Regions from separate parts of the Homo sapiens genome. Here region 2 is linked to region 1. Evidence: chromatin loops called from intact Hi-C (ENCODE). Cell type or tissue: PC-3. All regions are shown on one strand. Links, peaks and the distances in the headings refer to the core of each region. The heading gives the core; the rest is flanking DNA. Region 1 overlaps LINC03033 (long intergenic non-protein coding RNA 3033). Region 2 overlaps LINC03033 (long intergenic non-protein coding RNA 3033).

Region 1 (8,338 bases), core at 160-8,159:
TCAGCCCTGCCAGCATAGTCCCTTTTCTTCAGCAACAGAGAAGGGCATTGTGGCTCAGGGTTCCCTTGGGAATGGGTGTTTGGAATAAAAATAACGCCACAATACCATTTCCACAAGTGCTCTACATGGCTTTAAAGAAAGCCTCTTGGTAAAAGTGTTTCCATCCCTGTCCTGAAGCTGGGATTCTGCCTGAGCTATTTTCGGCCTTGTTTCCAGTTGCCGCTGGCCAGTGGCAGGATTTCACACTCGGCTGCCACATCTCATTACTGCCCATTGCGCCCTTTTTCGGGAAAGCTTCTCCTCCCAGGCTGACACAGGTGGGAGGCAGGCGGGAGAGATGTTGCCCCTCCTTGCTCCTGCTGGATGCTATGGCCGTCTGGTGTATCTGCCTTTGGCGAGGCAGGGCCTGCGCCTCATCTTCCTGAAAGACAGTCCCTTCTCTCCCTAGGCTGTGAGCACAGGAAATTTAACCACTTTCTTGGGAAGTTGCAGTCAGAAATGTATCCAGATAAATCCAAATGTGGGAGACTTCTCTACCCTGCTCTCTGCCCTGGGAAGCTGAGCTGCAGGACAACATGGAGAGGTTTCCTTGCACACTAGCTTCTGGAGGGACTCAGCCAATGAGGAGCCCCAGGAGGACACTGAAGGCAGGGGACTGAGGTCAGGTTATATTCCCCTGACTTCCTCCCTGTGATGCTGCCTCGTGAAGCTGTGGTCCTTGACTTCAGTCACTGCGCCTGTCAAGGTAGTATATATATCTCTGCACAGGACCCTTTCCTTCTGAGTCCCAGTAACCACAGTTGAGCCTTGAACAATGCAGGGGTTAGAAGCGCTGAGCCCCATGCGGTCAAAAATCCATGTATAACTTTTGACTCCCCCAGAACTTAACCATGAATAGTCCACTGTTGACCGGAAGCCTTACCAATAACATAAACAGTCGATTAACACATATTTTGTACGGATTACATATTGCAAGTAAGCCAGAGAAAAGAAAATGTTAAGAAAATCATAAGGGAAAAAACATTTATAGTACTGAACTGTATTCATTGATATGTAAGTTTATTATGTTGCCTGTTTTCAAGATGGACATCTGTCTGGAATGGTGAGGAACTGCAGCTGCAGACCTTGATGTATGGTGCATATTGAGCAATTAAACTTTTTTTTTTTTCTTGTTGTTTTTTTGAGACGGAGTCTCGCTCTGTCGCCCAGGCTGGAGTGCAGTGGCGCGATCTCGGCTCACTGCAAACTCCACCTCCTGGGTTCACGCCATTTTCCTGCCTCAGCCTCCCGAGTAGCTGGGACTACAGGCGCCCGCCACCACGCCCGGCTAATTTTTTGTATTTTTAGTAGAGACGGGGTTTCACCGTGTTAGCCAAGATGGTCTCGAGCTCCTGATCTCGTGATCCGCCCTCCTTGGCCTCCCAAAGTGCTGGGATTACAGGCGTGAGCCACCGCGCCCGGCGTAAACTTTTTCTTGTAATATCATGACTTTTCTCTGCCTCTTGGGAGAACTTCCAGCATCACTAGTGGCACTTCGTATGGGTCCCATGGTGTTATTCAAGGTTTACAGTATTGCACTAAACAGGATGAAAGACACAGGAGAACCGCAAGATCACTTTTTACAACAATAAGAAATCTAGTAGAGAGATAAACTGCTTACTTGGAGACGATTAGCAACACACGCGTTTTAAGTGGATACCTGCAACAGTTGAGCTCACCACAACGGCAACAGGAGATGGCTATAAAATGATGACAGTAGTACAGTATGTACTACAGTTAATTTGATGCAGTTAGCGGTTACGATTAATGCTGCATTTTTATGTTTGTTTACATTTCTCAACTGGGAATGGAGCCATGTGTGGTCTGTAAATGTGTACGTTTTGATAAATTTTAACTTTTTATAATAGACTTGTGTATATTTTATGGTAGTAAATGACGAAATAGGCTAGTATCTATAGTATCTACATATATTTTTTATATTCATGACATACCTCACTTTTTCTTTATTTTTTCCCTATTTCTAGTCTCAGTGGTTTGTCTGTTTTTCAAATTGTTACAAATCTCCGAAATATTTGTATATAAATGGAACTCAGTTCAAACATCTTGTTCAAGGGTCAACTGTATTACTTCGCTTTATCCTTTCAGGCAAAGGTGTGGTAACGTCTCTGCAGTTACTAACTTGGGTTATTGCACTGTTCCCTGTGGCTCTATTGTATCTCACCCACATCTTTATAAACAGTACCATTGTAAATGTTATCCAAAGTTGAGTGTGCCAACTATTTGCTGTTGGAGCTTTTACTTTTAGATTCTAGACTGGAGAGACACTAAAAGTTTAACTAACAGGGATCTTATAGATTTTGATAGATTATTTGGTTTCAAGGAACCAACTCAGACTTTCATTGAAAAGAGGGTTGACTGAAAGGACACAGTGGATTAAAAACACAAATGAAGTCCAATAGGAATACATCAACCTCACTGAGAACTAGAAAGACTATTTTATTTCAGGCCTTGCAGTTTCTTGTCTGTATCAACTGTTCCATTTCCTCTACAGAGCATGTTCCCCTGTTTCTCTTGATTCTTCCTTCATATCTATACCTTATAACTTCAGCTCCTGTGTGATTTTGGCTTGCCAAGATACAGACTTCCTTCTTCACCTCTGACCTGGTAGTTGCACTTACTAATTAAGTAGCTGTTATTGGAGCATAAAGCAAATTAATAAGCAAACTAACAAGATTGTAGTTATCAATGAGGAGATAAAAACCAACTCGAATTCTTTTTGGAAGAGGCAGAGTACAAATGAGTGTTTGTAAATGTGGTGCATTGCTTAAGAGATGTACCTACCTACTTCTATAGAATAAAAAATCATGATGTATGTCTATTTATGTGCCCATATTTCTCAGAAGTGAGAAGTAAGTCTTCCAGAGAGTTGAAGAGAACACTGTTGTTCTCAAACATGATACTTAGGGACAACCTGGGATGAGAGGCCCAAGTTTTTTGTACACAGCAGTTTAGTGGCTCTGTTTCCCTCAAGCTGGTCTGAGTATCTCTGGAACAGACTTGTTTAAACCTACAAATAGGGATAAAGAATCCACAGCAGCTCCAGGGGTGAGCTCAGCCACTCACGATGGTTGAGTTTATTAGACTTCAAGAGATGCTTTGAGTAGTCTATGAGAGGACATCTGACCCTTCCTTCTGGTTTGCCCAAGCTCTAAATAGAACCTACTGACCAGGATTTTCTTGTCTCAGAGAAGTCTGGTCCATAAGAGTCAACTGGTGAAAAGAGTAGAAGGCTAAACCTGGATTTATGTCAGCCAAAATGATATTTGTTGTTAAAAAGATCACTTACTTTAAAATATTTGTTTTATATGAGGAAACAGAGACCCAGGAAATTTAAGTGGCCTACTCCTGGTCACACAGAGAGTTGATGTGTGCGATAACAACTGCTCTTCTTTAACTGACTGCCTATAATACTGAAAGTATTTTCAAATCTAGGATGACCAGGATAGAGGAATTGTTCAGTGTTCATAGAAAACCCTTGGGAGAGCGACTTCCATAGTGGGTTGATCAGAGGTGAGGGTAGCATATAACTTATTGTTCAAACTGAGACCACTGTCAGAGTGAAAAGGAGTGTTGTTAATAATGAGGCTAGAACATCAGGCATAGTGTGGAAGTGTCTCCCTAAATAACAGGCCATTAGCAAGAAGTGGTAGAGAGGAACCTCTAGGCTAATCTAAGAACTCAGGGAGGCAGGGGAAATAGGTGTCCATGTGACTAGGTCCTTGTCAGTGATATATGCCAAGGTTCTGAGCCGCTGGCTACTGAAATATATAGAAGATGGACTCCTCTAAAACATGGAGCCTTAGGCTGAGGTTCTTCATATAATTGGAGGTTTACTGTTCCCTTTGACGGGAAAGGGGAACCATTTATCTCTCAAATTATAGACCACTAGTCTATTGGACAGCTCTGACTTCTCAAATTATAGGGTCAAGTTTTTCGGTCTAGTACCTTGTATGAGGAACAAAGAAGTTGTGGTGTGAATTCCATACTTGCTCTGTTCTCTTTTATTTCATAAAAAAATAGCTAAGAGAAATGAAAGTCCTCTTAGAGTGCATATCAATGTCCTCATCTATCTTACTCCATAAGCAAGGGACCAAACTATATAATCTGTTTCCAGATCACTGGCCATTAATGCTTCTTCTATGTTTGTTATGGCACCACTGTCAAAGTTTTGTGTTAATTAAAACTCCAGCCCTAAATTGTAGGAAATAGGGTTGTGTTTAAGTTCTCTATCTCTTCTTTCCAACATATATTTAAATAACTTGTCCCCGTTATGCAAAAAATAGGATCCATGCCTTCCAGTAGAGCAAAAAGGAAGGCAAGTTTTTATTGAGGATTTGGCTTATTTTTTTTTAACAGAAGCAAATGAACCTACTGACTAATAATTTCCAGGAAGAGCATTATGACTAAAGCATAGCAAAACTAAAATCTCTCAATTGATAGTTACTCTTCCTTAATAAATTGAAACATGAAACAACTCCATCAAGTAGATAATTTACTCATTCACTAGTTATTTCCTTCTATCAATGACCCTTAATTTTCTTGCATCTGGCCCTGAACTTGATATTAGGGGTTAGGTTAATTTATGATGTTCATTTTGGGTTTCTTCTTCTTCTTCTTCTTCCTCTTCTTCTCCTTTTCCTTCTTCTTCTTCTTCCTCTTCTTCTCCTTTTCCTTCTTCTTCTTTCTTCTTTCTTCTTCTTCTTCTTCCTCTTCCTCTTCTTCTTCTTCCACTGTCATCCAAGCTGGAGTGCAGTGGTATGATCTCAGCTCACTGCATCCTCCTCCTCCTGGGCTTAAGCCATCCTCCTACCTCAGCCTCCTGAGTAGCTAGGACTACAGGCACATGGCACCATGCCCAGCTAACTTTTTCATTTTTTGTAGAGATGGGGTTTCACCATGTTGCCCAGGCCGGTCATGAACTTCTGGGTTCCCGTGATCCTCCTGCCTCGGCCTCCCAAATTGCTGGAATTACAGGCATGAGCCACCATGCCTGGCCTAGATTTTTCTTCTAATCCATCCTTCCTAATCTAAAAAAGAATAGTATTGTGGAAAATTAGATATTTTCTGGAAGACTTAGTGAAGTTCTTTCATAATCAAGACAGTCGATTGTTAACACCTGTTCTTAATATTTTTTCATGTTGAAACCACGTTTTCCATGTTGGCACAGAACTCTACATTGTCAACCAGGTTCTGATCTACGTGTATGGATAGACTCAAAAGTTGTCTTTTGGAAAACTTTACCCTAACTGGTAGGCACCCTCTAATTTATGCCAGCATTGAAGGGGAATGACTTGTTCTCTGGCCAACTCTGAAGGATAATTCTTCTTCCCTCATTCCCACTTTCTCAAGTGCCTGGCTAGATTTCCTTTCAGTCAAAAATGGTGTCTTTCTACTTTTCAGTGTCAGAAAATGCCCTTTGATATTTTCCAAGGCTTTCCTTTAGACATCTGATATGTGAAAGCCACAAACCAAGGGATGATACCTGGTTATTCTTCTGGGTTCCCTAAGTTTTCTCCTTGTGTTGAGTTGGAGCAGCTTCTCAGTCACAGTGTCAACATATACCTATATGCCCTTTGAGAAACTCTCAGAATTATATAAGCTGGAAGGCATTCCAGGTCTGCATTTTTAATGACCTTATTTAATAATGCATGCTATATACAGATGAAATTTAATGTTTAAATACAAAATCACATTTACGTACAATGTTATATCCTCTATGTAATAAAAGGAGTCATATTTCTGTCATTTGCTTTTCTACTTAAGAAAAAGGCTTTACTCCCTCTTAATCCTCCCAAGTCTGACGTGAAGTCAGGCTGTTTCATATTTGACACCACTCGGAAAATATCAGGAAGGTGGAAATCATGGTGGAGGCACGGATTTAGCATTTTTGGTCTGTGATTTTTGCTAAGTAAATTGTAGTATGTCTGAGTCATTCTCTCAAATCCTTCTGAGTTTGGGGGAATGGGACTATTGTTGGGCCACTGTTTGGGACTTAACCCCCAGAAAATTCAAGTAGAGGATTCTATAAATCTGTCATCTGCTATTAACTCTGCTGTAAATAGAGGATCAGGTACAGTTTAAGAAAATAACATAATCAAGGTATGGAGTTTCTTGGAGATAACACTTTTCTATTTCCTTTTATGAGAAAACATAAAGGTTGTACTAAGAAATTAAATTAATATATTTTGAAACTTATTAATAGTAAATTATCCCATTTAGTACATGTTCATTACTTAAAAATTAAATATAGACCCTTCAAATAATTCAATATTTGAGTTGAGAGGGATCATAGATATAGAGGAAAGGAGAAGGATCATTTTGGCAGAGAGCCCATATTGCAAATAATTTGATATTAATACTAGTTAGATGGTTGAATTCTGTCAATGATTTACCTTATTTTCTAAATTAAAGCAGTATTAAGATTATACACATACTAATGTCCCCTTGATTTGCATTCAGATGTGCTTTCTTGAATGGGAAAGAAAGAAGAGACATAACTGTGGAATTTTAGTGGCAATTTGTTAAACTTTTGAGCATACATATATCTGTTTTGCTGAAACCAAAGAATTGGATCATGAACAAATAAATTTCTTATGCAATTTCACATAATGTCACCAATAAAATACTGAGTTATAATTTTATACTTTCAGGCTTTATATAGGATCAACATAGGAAAAGTTACCTAGAATACCTTCATAATTTTACAAAATTGCAGCTGAAGACATTGTTTTCCATTTTCTAAGGATCCTGTAGAAATTCATCCTTGAAACCAGATTGAAAATTTTTCATTTTAGAAAAATTTAGAAAAATTATAGTTTAGAAAAACTAAAAATTAGAAAAATTGTATTTGTTTGCTCTAATCAGGCAAGAAGTCTAATATAACTTAATATATAGCCCGATATGTTTCTATTTTTGTCAAAGCCACTAAAAAAACTCAAATTAGATTCATTGCCTCACTGTACCAATTAATTTAGTTCAAGTACTTGGTGATTTTAATTTTTCTTTTCTTTCTTTTTTTTTTTTTTTTGAGATGGAGTCTCATTCTGTGGCCCAGACTGGAGTGTGGTGGCACAGCCTCGGCTCACTGCAACCTCCACCTCCTGGGTTTAAGTGATTCTCCTACCTCAGCCTCCCTAGTAGCTGGGACTACAGGCACATGCCACTGTACCTGGCCAATTTTTGTATTTTTAGTAGAGACGAGGTTTCACCACGTTGGTGAGGCTGGTCTTAAACTCCTGACCTCAAGTGATCCGCCTGTCTCGGCCTCCCAAAGTTCTGGGATTACAGGCATGAGCTGCTGTGCCTGGCTTATTTTTCTTATTATAAAGAATTAATCATTTATTTGTAAATGGCATATAACCATATTAAAATAAAAAAGGTATAAACATGAAATAGATTAAAGTAGGCATTTATATGCATAAATTCTGTGTGGCTGCTTTTTAAACATTCTCATTATCCAGAGTCGTCTGTTTTTGTTTTGTTTTTGACAACACAGGCATTATTTATAAGGCTGAAATATAATTTCATTGATTTTGTAAATAGGGATGATTATAAATAGCAAGTTTGTGAGAAGTATACATACACTTTTTTGACACAAGAATTAGAGGTGATCATAAAATTAATTTTTAATACTTTGCCAAATTGGCCAATGGTCAGGAATAAATATTGGCTGCTTTGTTAATGTGCTTATTTTCAGGTCTTTAACAGTATGATCTGCCTGGCCATTGGTCTCAAAAATAATTATGGATGTAGGTTTTGTTCCACACTTTAGAGTTCACCTTGGTAAATGAATACATTCTTTCCTTACCACGTCTTGTGGGGAAAATGAATATATTTACATGAAGCAAGTAGCATATTGCCTGGGGAGAGATGAGCCTTGGCTGAAAAGATGGAATTAGATTTATGTGACAGCAGCTGTTCTGCAATATGTGTAGCAATATCAACCAATTTTGATTCTTGAAATAAGTATGCTCATATTTCCTCCTAACTTCCAACCAAAGTTATGCTTAGGTAGGAACTATGGTTCATAAGGATACTCACTTCATCAATATTAAATGTAATAATTACAACTAAAATATATATGCTACTTTATGGTTTATAATATAAATGGATAGGCAGGCAGCCAAAAATGTCAAATTCTGCATCCGTTAGGATTATATTTGGCTATGTAGACAAGAATAAGAAAAGAAAACACACACACATACACACGCACACATACACACAGTGCAAATATAAAAACAAAACTCCCCTGGCTGAAACAGGTGGAAAAGCATTTGTC
Region 2 (8,338 bases), core at 193-8,192, 51 kb after region 1:
CAAGCCACAGCTGCTCCCCACTGCTAATCTATCCAAGTCAATCTCAACACAGTTCGAAAGCCCCTCCTGCTTGCACTCATTTCCTGTGCTTCTTACATTCCCCCTCAGACTCTTCTCCCTGCCTGAGCTAATCTTGTTGATCCCCCCACCACCTCCCGCCTCCACGCCGCCCCACAGCCTGCACCTCTGTCACAGGTCTGTGCATCTGCACCAGCGGGGGTCTGGCCTCTGGCCTCCGTCCGCTTTTAAAGCCTTGCTTGATGATTAACCCACATCTTCCCCAAAGGCTTCTTGGCTGAGCCCAGTTGGCTGCCCAAGTTGATAGCAGCTGCTGTCAACATTTACAAAGGGAGCTCCAGTGATGGTAGCTGACTGGGGTGATTTACGGGGTTTGGCCGTGGTGGGAGTGGGGTTCACATAATTCATCTCCACACGTAGAGCCTCAACTTCCCCAGGGCAGAGGTTTTTTTCTTTTCCCCCTGGGTTTTTGACCACTTCCTCCCCAGTACCCAGAAGCTGAAAAGCCAGTGCTCAGCACTCCAGAGGCTCAGTGCCCTATGAGAAGGCCAGTCAAGAAGAGACTGTCTCCTACAGGACTGGGGAATGATACCTGCTTCTCAGGTGATCAATGCCTGCCGCTGGCAGGAATTGTCAGGGATTCTAGAAGCATGTCCATTATCTTGATGGGCCCAAGTTGTTTGTTCCTAACTCTGAGCTTCATGGCTTTCTATCCACAAAATCTTGATCCTGGGATATTTTTATTTCTCAATCTAGACATCTGCCAGCCTGTCTGACTACTGCAGGGCCCAGCTCACTTTAGTTAGGGGTGACAGTTAATCTCTGATGTCTTTCTCATCAACCTCCTCAGGTAAACATGATGACTCTTTAGAGAGCAAGGTCAAAATTACATCCAAACAGATTTATATTAAAGGAGGGTATTGGGATAAAGGATGCTCTATTACCTTACAGAGAACCAGGTTAATCTAAATGCACAGACGTGGGGAAATGCCCAAGATAGGATGTTAAGTGAAAAAAGCAAAGGTTGCAAAATAATATACACATCATGAGCTTATGTTTATACGCATCTATTTGCATGATTTTTATGTACAGGAAGAGTTAAAAGGATATTTACCAAACTGTTCCATAGCAGTAGTTATGAAAGGGCTTTCAATATTTAACCTTTCTAAATAATTTCGATTCTTTTACAAAGTTATATTTGTTATTTTGCAATCACTCAAAAATAATTTTTTAAAAACAGGGATTTGGGATAGCAGCTCTTACTTTCATCCCATTTAATTATATTTTTAAAATCTACAAAAAATACACAATTTTGCTTCACCTTTTAAAACATACTACTTAAATGAGGCTTTATGTATATCTTCATTGTTTAAATGTTTATCATTTCCGATTTATTCTTTACTTTTTAAATATCTCAAAGCACTTTGGATGTCCCACAAGCTTCGTACTGATGCTGTCCTGTGGAAATCCGAGAAGGCATGATTCTAAACCCCTCAGAAAAACAGCTCCTTGGGGAAATGGTCGAGCGGCAGTTATTCATTGTATTCTTTCAACATACATTATTGAGTGCTACTGAGTACCAGGCTGTGTGCTTGATGCCAGGGCCTAAACAGTTGACAAAAAAGGAATTGCAATTTAAAGGAAACACTCTAGGCTCTTCGGGTGCCCTGGAGCCACAGGCTTGCCCCAACAGTGTAGGGTAGTGGGAACCCAGCACCTCTGCCTAATGGCCTCAGGAGCTTATGCCAGTTAGGGATTGGGTCAGATGCTAATAACAATTGCCAAAAATAACACAGGCTTAAGTAAGATAGTTTATTTTTCTTTCATTTAAACAAGCAAGTCTGGAGCTCGGCAGTCCAAGGTTGCTACAGCAAGTCACGGTCACCAGGGACCAGACTCCCCTTGCCTTTCTCAAGGTCACAAGTTGGTGCTAGAGCCTTAGCCGTCTTGTCTTCATTTCAGGCAAGAACCAGGAAGAAGAGGAAAGAGCTTAGAAACTCCAAGTAAATAGCCTATACCCCTTTTAAGAAGCTTTTTTGGAAGTCTGACCCAATGATCTGTTTCCATCTTATGGGCCATAGCTGCCTGCCAGGGAGACTGGAAAATAGAGACTTTTAGCCAGCCACACTGCCTGGCCATGTAAAGTTAAAAAGTGCCTTTTAAATACTAGGTGGGCAACCAGCAGTTCCTGCCCCAGGGTGATAGATGAAAAGGTGAGTTTTCAAAGATGAAGGCCTCAGACCTGGAGGGTATTTAGATTTGGAAGTAAAATGGTTCAAGAAGTGACATAAAGAAAGGAGGAGAGAGAAATTTATTCAACAAAGACTGATTGAGAGTCTAGGGTCTGCAGGTACTCCAGGTAACAAAGGGAAAGAAGACCCCACTCTTGGCCTCAAAGTCCAGTGGGGGTGGACATCTCACCAAATACTAAGGAATTAAATAAGATAATACTTGTAAAGCTTTCAAATGTCACCTCTCTTTTGAAGTCTTCCTCAAAGTTAGTCATTTTTTTGCTTAAGAATTCAACAGCACAGTTTTCATATCTAAATCCTAACAACTGGCTGGGGTTCTTTGTAATTTTATATGACTGTCACCCCCATTTTCCTTTGCTACCTGGAGTACCTGCACACTCTAGACTCTCCATCAGTCTTTGTTGAATAAATTTCTCTCTCCTTCTTTCTTTATGTCACCTCCTGAACCATTTTACTTCCAAATCTAAATACCCTCCAGGTCTGAGGGCTTCATCTTTGAAAAGTCACCTTTAGGCTCTGGTCTTCTCAGGCTTGAGACAGAGTGAAAAGAGCACATAGGACTGGCCTCAAGTCATCTGCTTTGTGCCTTATCTGCTGTGTGGCATTAGAATAATTGCTTACCCTCTCTGAACTGCAGTTTTCTTCTCTAGGAAGTGGGGATACTATTAGTGACCGTTCGTGTGATGTGAGGATTGAATGAATGAGTTCAGCATGTATCTGGCATGGAGCAGCACTCAGTAGACAGTAGCATCTTTGGTTTTCTTTTCTTGTTATAGTTTCCTTCCTACTCTAATAGAGCATGTCCAGACAAGTTAAAAGTAGTTAGCAATCTTTTGAGCTCTTCCTATGTGCCAGGTCTTCTTCTTCATTTAGTCCTGGCAATAGGACCTGAGGTAGTAGTACCTGAGGTAGGTACCACTGTAATCATCCCCATTCTACAGAGGAGGATACCGAGGCTCAGAGAATCACCCAGCTAGAGGACAGACGCAGGGCCGTAGTCTTCTGGCCACAGAGGTCATGCTTCTAACTGCTACACAACACTGCTTTTCATGTTGCACTTGGCAACTGTTAGCCTCAGCTTGTCTACCATGACTTCTTCCACTGTCCAGTCATTGACAATTTCCCTGGGTGCTCCAGAGCCCACATCACTCCAGGGATAGGCCAGGAGGAGTCTGGGTCAGTGTAAGAGCTTAAAAGTCCCCGCAGAACCCTGGCATCTACACACTCCCCAGAGAACGTTATAAAAAGTTCAGCTTCAGAGTATGAGAACAGCTGTGACCTCAGTCCAGTTGTCATCGTAAGAGGCACCCTTACCTTATGAGAATCCAGCCTCTGAAAAATTCAAAATTATATATATATATATAAATCAATGTGTGTGTGGGGGAGGATGATGTACATTACATAAAGATAATTCACTTTATAAAGTGAGTCACCCCGGGCTTCCTTTATTTAGCCATCTTTCCTTGTGCACTTACAGTGATTTAATTTTTTAAACATTCCATTTATATGAAACTTTACAGGGACATGTCTATTAAGCTAAGTGAGATACACCCATGTAATTTCATGAGCTTCATATTGCAAGGAAATTGCTACAAACCCTGTCTGAGAGAACCCTTTCCCTTGTATTTTTCTCTTCCAAATTTTCCCCTGAGGAAAACTTTTTGAATCCTATTATAGGAAGAACATCATTGAAAATCATTCAATTATCACAAAAGAAAGAAGTTAATTTTAGCTGTGCTGGGAGCTTCCACCAACCATTCCCATCCTTTTTTAGCACTGGAAAAGTACAGTTTCTTTTCCTAGAATTTTAAAACGTGGAGAGATCTGGGAATCAGTAGTTAAGGATCTGGCCGCCAGCCAGGGGCAGAATGCTGATGACATCACGGAACTTAGAGGCCAGTAAAGGAAGGGACTGTTCAGAGAGTTGGCCTTCCAAGCAAGGTTGGCCTTGGCTGTTCTGGGCACACTGTACCAGTGGGTGGATTAATGAGGTGCCTTCCTGACCAGGCTGCCAGTGATGGGGCAGAAAATCACCAGCAAGAAAAGGGCAGAAGGCAGAGAGGGAGGAAGGAGAACAGGGGTGAGAGTCTTTAAAACCTTGGAGAGAAGAGTGAAACCTATACTTTCATTACATCTTGTAGTAATTTAAAACCATGCTTGAATGTGAAACAGAATCTTTAGGATGCCAATGACTAGAAGCTACTCAATCACCAGCCTGAACTGAAAAAGAACAAGGAACCTAAGCATTTAAAGCCTTTTAGGAGTGGTCTTCTAGAGGAAACCAGAGCCTGCTGTGAGTTTACATTTCAGGAAAACCTGGCCTGGTGAAGCCTGCCCTGACTCATGCCTATGAGCTGGAGCTGATGTTCATTGCTCGGAAAGGTCGATGTTCCTTCTAAAGCAATGAAACACAGAGCTGGGACCCAGGACTGCTCAGAAATCCCCTGGAAGCTCTTCTGCACAACCCTGTACCTACCTACATCTTTTTCTTTAACTTATTTTTTTTTCTTTTAAAGATAGGTCTCCTTATTTTGTCTAGGCTGGATTCAGATTCCTGGACTCAAGCAATCCCATCCTCCTCATAGTAGGGACTATAGGTGTGCTGGCTTACCTAGGTCTTTAAATAGGGCCTGACTAGGGTGAGGCCAACAGGTGTATAGGGCATAAGATTTAAGGAGGTTCTCACTCTCAGGGCTGTGCAAGTGCAGGGTTGGCTCCTGAGAGTGGCCACCTCCTTAAATTTGCATGCTATACACTTGCCTGGCCTCACTCTCCCTGCCCTGCCTTTCTAACTCCCCATTTAGTAACTCCCAAATTCTAATTGGTTAGGGATGGGGTATGGATATTTTTAAATGCTCCTCAGATAATTCTAACGGGTAGCCAGGATGGGGAGCCACTGCTTTAAGTGAACAAGGGTTGGTGGTAAATTGAAAGAATCCAATTGAAAGCCAAGAATCAATCTTGACTTTATCTTTTTCTATTGTGTTAACTGGGGGAAACAATTCTTATCAAATTCATTTTGGTTCAGTCTGTTCACTAGCAGTCACAAAGGGTCCTGTACAGGGTTGCCAGATAAAAAACAGGACACCCAGTTGAACCGAATTTCAGATAAACAACAAATAATTTTTTAGACTTTTCTGAAATTCAAATTTAACTGGGGATCCTGTATTCTCGTTTGCTAAATCTGGCGACCCTCGTTTCACATGACAAGTCAAATGTGTGGATTTAACTGCATGGGGCAGCATTTCCTAGTTTGTACTACAGAACACACGCTGCAGTAGATATAATGTGTATTATACCAAGAAAAAAAATTTGAGTTTGGCAAACATTGGGTGAAACAAAGTTAACTGGGTTTTTTGACTGTAAAACTTCTCAGAGTCTTTGATATGCAAATGTTCAGTGACCCCTCAAGTTGGAGACTTGTGGAGTTCCCAAACTTACATAACGGGGGACATCTTACATAACTAATGTTCCAGTAAACTTACTGCAGAAAACACTACTGGGAGAGGAGGGGGTGCTATTGAAGGGTTTTAAACAGTCAAGTAACAAGATCAGACTAATGACTGAGGTAGATAATTCCACTTTCAGAAGTACCAACTTGAAAGGAACAAGCACAGAGCCCAGGCAGAAGGCTGTGTTATTTTAAGAGGGCTGCCATGACTAAGTGCCACAGACTGGAGCTTGAACAACAGAAGTGGATTGTCTCACAATCCTGGAATCTGGACTTGTGAGATCAACGTTTGTCACAAGGATTGGTTTCATTTTGAGGACTCCTTCCTAGGTTTGCAGATGGCCGGTTTCTCCCTGTCTTCACATGGTCTTCCCTCTCTGTGCATCTGTGTCCTACTTTCTTCTTATAAGGACATCATGATGGCTCACGCCTGTAATCCCGGCACTTTGGGACGCTGAGGCGGGTGGATCACGAGGTCAAGAGATTGAGACCATCCTGGCCAACATGGTGAAACCCTGTCTCTACTAAAAATACAAAAATTAGCTGGGTGTGGTAGTGCATGCCTGTAGTCTCAGCTACTCGGGAGGCTGAGGCAAGAGAATCGCTTGAACCCAGGAGGTGAAGGTTGCAGTGAGCCGAGATCGCACCACTGCACTCCAGCCTGGCAACAGAGTGAGACTCTGTCTCAAAAAAAAAAAAAAAAAAAAAAAAAAAAGGACATCAGTCATATCGGATTAGGGCCCAGCCATATGACCTAATTTTGCCTTAGTTACCCATTTAAAGGCCCTGTCTCCCAAAACAGTCACATTCTGAGGTGTGGAGAGGTTGTTGAGGGGATATAATTCAGCCCATAACAGAGAGCTTTATAATAAATCTACTGACAGATGATGGAGGTTGTGAATCAAGGCAGTGGGGATGGGGAGAAAGATTGAATCCCAGAAATATTAAAGAACCAGAAATCAAAGGACAGGGGAATTCATGAGACATGGTGAATGAGCAAAAGTAAAGCAGAGTTTCGAGCAAAGAGTAGCACTCAAATATTTTTGTTGCCATCCCTTTGCTGTTTCCCGAGTCTAGAATAGAATCATGTAACACAAATTCATGCTCATAATGCAGTGTTTGATTGAATTCATTTCTGGGATAGATGCATGAACAACACAATTATTAAATATTTCCTGGCTGGGTGTGGTGACTTATGCCTCTAATCCCAGAACTTTGGAAGGCGGAGGTGGGAGGACCACTTGAACCTAGGAGTTCGAGACCAGCCTGAGGAACATAGTGAGACCTGTCTCTACTAAAAATGCAAAAAATTAACTGGGTGTGGTGGCACGCACCTGCAGTCCCAGCTACTTGGGAAACTGAGGTGGGAGGATCACCTGAGCCCAGGAGGTTGAGGCTGCAGTGAGCCATGATCATGCCACTGCACTCCACCCTAGGTGACGGAGTGAGACTGTCTCAAAAAAAAAAAAAAAAAAAACACGTTTCCTATTTGCCAATATGTCCACTAATTTTTATATTGGGATGATTGACTAATCTCTGCATCATCTCTCTCCACTCTTGGAAAGAGATGTTGAGCATTATGGGAGTGCTCATCTGTGCCAGATTAACGCTGCTCCATTGGTCTCCAAGGAGAAAAAAGGCTTGGTGAAGAGTCTCTGACTTGGAAGCAATGCCTTGAACAGACCTGGCTCCCTTGGGGGCTGTGGTTTTCAGGCCCTAGTCCCTGTCTTCAATCTAAGAATTAGTCAAAATGCAGCCAATAACTTTTGGAAGTGGAACTCCTAGGCAAGTTTTGATAGTATTAAAAAATCACTGGGTGGGTTAGACAAATGGAAATGTAGCCATAGGACATTTTGAGCAGCAGCCTTCAGTTTTACATGTTCTACAAAACAAAAAGAAACTTTTGGTATTGCCAGAGTCAGGACCAAAGACCCACAGGTCAACATACCCTCCAAGCACCAGCCTTTGGGCTCTCTTTCTGGCCTCCTTTGGCCTGGGCACCTAGAATATCAACAGCTGGACCGCCATGGTATGAAGGGGGTATACTGGTAACACTCTAAAAATCTGCCAGAACTACCACAAGCTAGGACCTATCTTTGCTGAAGTGTGCAGAATTCTTGTTGATACAAGTGTTCTTTCAGTTAAAAGCCATAAATTCCTTCTGGTTTAACTAAGGAAGAAAAAATCAGTTGGGAGAACTTGGTTCTTTTCCTTTTTGTCTCCTGAGGATTGATGTATTGCTCAGCCTTTTGGCCTGTCCAACAAGTAAGGAAGGATGCTGGCCAAAGTGCAACCATTGTCTGTCATCTTTGACTCTTTGGAGTCTGTAATCTTCCATGGTTTCTTCCTCTCAGCTTACACTTGAAGTCTACTTCCTTCCAAAGATTTTCCCTTAACCAGTCATCTCATAGCACTTAATATTTTGCCTCATTGTAGAGCTGGAGGCTTGCCCTGAACTCCCTGTTCAAGTACTATCTCCTTGAAAGGCAGAAAGGAATTCCTCTGTGATCTCCCATGGCTCCTAGCACTTACCTTGATAATGGCAGACTGCACTGAACTGGTCCTGAATCGGATGCAGCATCTCTGCTCCAGCTGGGCCTGGTCTTAAAAACTACCC

Evidence for each region. A loop is a pair of places that touch in the nucleus more often than their neighbours do. Peaks named below come from ENCODE experiments on the same cell type or tissue, not always from the same donor. Only the 100,000 strongest peaks of a DNase experiment are listed, where the experiment ranks them.
Region 2: a loop joins it to region 1, with 4 times the contacts of the local background. A loop is called at or near these places in 5 of 110 quality-filtered maps.

The regions. Positions count from the first base shown.
Region 1 is chr14:61,632,616-61,640,953 of GRCh38, reverse strand. The region is part of intron 1 of LINC03033 (long intergenic non-protein coding RNA 3033); the gene reads right to left. Among named protein-coding and RNA genes, the nearest start is that of HIF1A, 59 kb to the left of the region's middle. In PC-3, for the core only: no CTCF peak of the experiment used is centred there; a DNase peak (open chromatin) is centred at 1,763; H3K4me3 peaks cover 547 bases; H3K27ac peaks cover 2,627 bases.
Region 2 is chr14:61,582,069-61,590,406 of GRCh38, reverse strand. The region is part of intron 1 of LINC03033 (long intergenic non-protein coding RNA 3033); the gene reads right to left. Among named protein-coding and RNA genes, the nearest start is that of LINC01303, 16 kb to the right of the region's middle. In PC-3, for the core only: no CTCF peak of the experiment used is centred there; DNase peaks (open chromatin) are centred at 3,726, 4,136, 4,606 and 5,976; H3K4me3 peaks cover 757 bases; H3K27ac peaks cover 3,324 bases.